Regions from separate parts of the Mus musculus genome. Here region 2 is linked to region 1. Evidence: chromatin loops called from intact Hi-C (ENCODE). Cell type or tissue: heart. All regions are shown on one strand.

Region 1 (2,500 bases):
CTGCTTACTAGAGGCCATGGAGATAATTGGCACCACGGGGGTTAGAACACTGGCTCCTCAACTTCCTGGAAGAAAGTTGAAAGGAACTCTGGTCCTTTCTGCTGGGTAGGATCAACAGCCAGAGCCAACCCATTCCAGCCTCTGTGGTCCCCACCCCTTACTCCCCCACCCCCCACCCCCACGGTCATTTTATCTTTGTATCCAGAAGTACTTTTTCTCTGGCCCTCCAAAACAATGTAGATCAATTGACCTAATTACTAGCAGTCTTCCGTTCCTTATGGAAAACCCACACCACGTCCATCTCATATCTTCCATTAGTTTTAAATGATATTTATCTATTTATATGTGTGGGTGTCAGCGTGGAGATCAGAGGACAGCTTTCTGGAGGCAGTTCTCTATGTCCATCATGTTGGGGATTGAATTCCGGTTATCAGTTTTGGCTGCAAGTGTCTCTCTACCTGAGTCTACTGTTTTTCATTGCATCCTCCTCTGACGTTTGGTTTTGCTGGTTAGTTATGAGGCTTTAAGGACAACATATTACTTATTTTTAGTAATGACCTGATAAATTGTTGATTTATTACAATAAAGGTGCTCCTCTGTCTGGTTTGTGTGAATTACGGATGTGTGTCTTTGGCCTTTAAGGACCAGCTCGCAAATATGTGTGAAAAAACCCCCTAAGCACCTGCTAACAGGATTAGACTAGAGTTAAACCAGATCATGTGTCCATCCTGTTCCACCTTTAGCGTCCCAAGGTCCTTGTCTTTCAGAGAGGTACCCCGCAGCGGCGCCCTAGGGCATCAAAGGCTGTCTGTGGATCCTATGGTAGAAACTCTCTGAGAGACTCAAAACCCCGAGTTTCCCCAGTACAGAACCTGGGTACGATATTGAAACTGTTGGCCAACTCATCCCCAGGCACCAGGGAGGTTAAGCACTGGCTGGAACGCAGAGCCAACGGGTCTGTCCTGCCCAGCAAGTTTCTGCTTGGGGACGCCTGCGACGCTCCGCCACGCTGCGGCGTGTCAAGCAGGGCCGAGTCCCTTGGAGGAGTCAGTTGAACTCCGCCTGACATCCCTGCGCCAAGGAGGACTTCCCGGCGGCGCCCAGGCTCGCCCCCGCGTTCCTCCGTCCCTGGCTCGTCCCTCGTCCTCGGCCGTTCGCGTACCTTTCCGTGCCCCCACCTGCCCAGGGAGCCGGGGCAGGGCCCGAGCATTGACGTCATCGCCCGGGGCGGGGCCTCGGGCACCGCAGTGCAGCGCGGAGGGGCGAGCGGGGCGGGGCCTGCGGCGCGTGACCGCGCTGCGGGAGCTCGGCGGCGGGAAGGTGGGGCGGGCCGGGTGGCGCGGTCGCGAGGCGCGAGGGAGGGCCGTGCTGCTCCTCCGCCCCCTGGGGCCAGTGCGTGGAACGGCGCACCTGGCAACGGCGCCGCGTCCCCGCCCGCGCCGGTCCGCACACCCTGCCGGCGGCCTCGAGCGCTCGCTCGTTGATGCCGTTCTGGGGGTGACCCGGCGCGGCTCCGCGGTGGCGGGGCGCTAGACGACGCCAGCCCAGCGACGCGGGAGCGGGACATGCTGGAGCTGCGGCACCGCGGGGGCTGCCCCGGCCCTGGGGGAGCGGGGGCGCCGCCACCCCGCGAGGGAGAGGCGGCCGGCGGTGACCACGAAACCGAGAGCACCAGCGACAAAGTGAGTGAGTGCGGCGGGGCCGGGCCGCGCCCCTGGAGCGGGCGTGTCGTGGGGGGTCCTGCTCGTCCTCTGTCCCGGGGCGTGCGCGGCCGGGCCGCCGTTCCGGAACCGGACTGCACTCTAGCTTCTTTCCCGGATCTCCTGGTTCTGGGGTCAGGATGGAACCCGTCCCCGCAGGCGCTCTGGCTGTCTAGTGGCTGTCACCTCTCTCGCCTTTCCTTGGTAGGGCGACAAAGTTGGGAGTAAACTTAAGACGGGCACCTTGGGTCCTAGCCTGTCATTGGAGCCTGGCGCAGACCGGCTTCTGGAGCTCCTCCAAGCTGCGCTTTCGTTTCTCTGTTCTTTTTTTCTGGCTGATAGATTTCGGAGGGTTGAGGCTGTCATATATGGGGAACATGTAAGTGCGCCTCAAACCAGGCAGTTGTCCCATCGGTGGATTTCATTTAACCGAACAGGCTAATTCCAGACTTTTAGCACGCCACTCCTCCCCCGCTTTAAAATAGATGAACTTTGCTTCATATTTTAAAATATGCGGATATGTACGGTCACTATTATAATTGAAGCTAGGAAGAGTCAAACGTTTAGGTGTGTTTTCTGATAAACCAGTGCCAGTAAGAACTTAGGAGGAAAAATAATAAAAGTTTTATGGCTGCATGAGCTTGGTAGATTATGAAATTGGGCCAGAGAATAGATTTGCTATACGAGTTTGCTTACAGAATTCCTCTTCGCTTGAGAGACTCAAAACTTTTGAATCATTCTTGGATTTCTGTTTTGTGGAATGTAGTGTGGTGGTATCTGCCGTCATCCCAGCACTTGGG
Region 2 (2,500 bases), 310 kb after region 1:
TACAATAATAGAATTACCATATTGTTTCCCCTTGTTTAGAAGACCCAGATGGAAGGGAAACTGGGCAAGCAAATGAGTCTCTCTGGGGATCATGTGATCGAAATGTTTGTGGAAAAAAACATACCCCAGACCAGAAGACAGAGTTAAGTAAATGTTCAGTGTTGTTCTCATAATCTCTGCTCTTTGTAAAAGACAATTATCTCTGTTCCCTGTTTGCCTCTGACGGACTGTCTAGAATATCAAGCGAGGAATGACAAGCCATATTTATCTGTAATGATCAAAACTGAGTATCACTCTTTCCTCCTCAATTTAGAGGACTCCTTATAATTAACTGATGAGCTGTCCCCAAGACAGTGCCATTTAGAGTTGTTACTGACTCTAATTGGGGAGAAATGCATTTGGAACGTTCCAATTAGAAGCATTTTTTTTTTCTGCTGTTCTTGTACATACATTCAAAGGGAGCGCCTGAGCGTCCATGCCTTTTGTTTGGGCGGGAGGGGGGCTTGTAGCTTGATGGATTGTTTCTGTTTATACTTAAGTAAATATTACAAATGAAGCTCCTGTGAGCTCTAGAGTAACAAGAGGACCACAGGAGGAAACAGCAGACACATTTTTCTCTTCATTATCATAATGATCATTATTATAGTGGAAATGGGATATTTTGAAGATGCTGTTGAAAGCACTCCTAATTCCGTATATAGTGGAGGCCTCCTGATATTTTGTCTTTGGTTGTGTTTTTGAGATAATTACTAAGTAGGCCAGGATGGGCTGGGACTTGCTCTGCAGAACTCAAGGCCACTTGTATGTTTTGATTTCCCACTCCTCCCTATTTCTTTATGGAGTTATGAAGAACTTAGAACTTCAAAGCCAGCATGGGTGTGTGTTTTCCCAAGTGCAAGATAGCAGTCTGTGCTGTGGGGTTAATTTACTCATCAAACGACTATGGGAATATTGGGGGTTTGTTTTTTGTTTTTTGTTTTTTAGTTGAAGACATCAACATATAGCCAACCATGGGAGACTGAGGCTGCCTCTGAGTCTCCAGCCCAGAGACGTCAGAGTTGAAGGGGTTCATCTTTCTGGTGGGAATCTTTAACCGTGCCTTATTAAATACATTAAACTTTATTTTCCAAATTGCCGATCATCATTGACATGTTTTTCAGAAAAAAAAAATGTTAAGGAAGAAAGTTAAAGAAGATAAATGTGTGGTGAGACTCGGAGGCCGGCCTGAGCTACACAGTGAAGCTTTATCAAAAAAATTTAAAAGTAGGGTTTCCTATTTACAAAACTAGTAATAATTATTTGCAAGAAATTAGTAATTTGAAAGAGAGTTTAAGGGAGTTTGGGGATCAAAAGTGTGTAAGGTGACCTCTCACAAGTCCCTGTCATTTCATGGATTGCCTAGAGGACTCAAAACAAAAGCTGATTATAAATGCTTAAACAAGATAAAATACTGCCATCTGCCGGCCAGAGTGAAAATGTCAGTCAGACATCTCTAAGCAAGGAAAAAAAATCTAGGAATTTACTGTCTTTTCTGTCTCTCTCTCTCTCTCTCTCTCTCTCTCTCTCTCTCTCTCTCTCTCTCTCTCCCTCTCCCTCTCCCTCTCCCTCCCCCTCCCTCTCCCTCTCTCTCTCTCTCTCTCAACAAAGTCTCCATAAGTAGCCCTAGTTAGATTGAAAATTTCCACAGCCACCTGCCTCCACCTGTGAAGAACGTAGATTACAGGTGTGCACCACCATGCCTACTGTTTCAGCAAAGCCTCCTCATGCTAAGCTTCCAGGTTAGCCCTATTACTGCCTGTTCTATGTCTTCTAGTCATGCTAAAAGTATAAAGGGTGATGTATAACTAACACACTTCTTATATTTGAATTCAGGATTATTAAATGATATGCTAGCACCAGGTAGATGATACAAGAATTTTTGGTTCTACCCCATTAATGCACACAAAGTATTGGCAACAGGTGCACGATTCAAGTCTGGCTGTAACGTTTACAAATGATGTGCAGGGCTGCCACAAAGCCTATGTTCCACTCTCTCCTGCTGGGTCTCCTTAAGGGTAAGGATTCTACTTGGAAGTCTCCCAAGGCACACTTGTGACATTTAAATCGTTTTCATGCCCTTCATCCAATCCATTACCAAGCAGTTGGACTTCCTGCATCTTCTTCGTTTTTAAAGATTCATTCATTCATTTTACATATGTGAGTACAAAAATACTATACATATCTTTGGATACACCAGAAGAGGGCCTCAGATCCCATTACAGGTAGTCGTGAGCCACCATGTGGTTGCTGGGATTTGAACTCGGGTCCTCTGGAAGAGCAGCAGTGCTCTTAACCACTGTGCCATCTTTCCAGCCATTCCTGTATCTTCTTAAATATGAACTTTGCTTAATACTGCTTTCTCTGATACTAATCTGGTTTCCCTATTACAGCCAAAACAGTCTCACCTCTGCTTCACCCACATTACCCTGGACTCCTTTCAGCCCACTGTGTCTACTAAAAA

The links. Hi-C counts contacts between places; a loop is a spot of excess contacts. Peaks named below come from ENCODE experiments on the same cell type or tissue, not always from the same donor. Only the 100,000 strongest peaks of a DNase experiment are listed, where the experiment ranks them.
Region 2: a loop joins it to region 1, with 3 times the contacts of the local background. A loop is called at or near these places in 3 of 42 quality-filtered maps.

Annotation. Positions count from the first base shown.
Region 1 is chr5:101,763,808-101,766,307 of GRCm38, forward strand. Gm42134 reads right to left here and starts at 1,456. Exons shown (of 6, transcript XR_880489.2): 1 at 1,163-1,456; 2 at 1-65. Cds1 (CDP-diacylglycerol synthase 1) reads left to right here and starts at 1,323. Exons shown (of 13, transcript NM_173370.3): 1 at 1,323-1,682. The coding sequence starts at 1,566. In heart, a CTCF peak has its summit at 1,428; DNase peaks (open chromatin) are centred at 1,274 and 1,834; H3K4me3 peaks cover 1,615 bases; H3K27ac peaks cover 883 bases; H3K27me3 peaks cover 2,371 bases.
Region 2 is chr5:102,072,814-102,075,313 of GRCm38, forward strand. No RefSeq gene overlaps it. Among named protein-coding and RNA genes, the nearest start is that of Wdfy3, 4.1 kb to the left of the region's middle. In heart, a CTCF peak has its summit at 1,453 (motif pointing left); no DNase peak of the experiment used is centred here.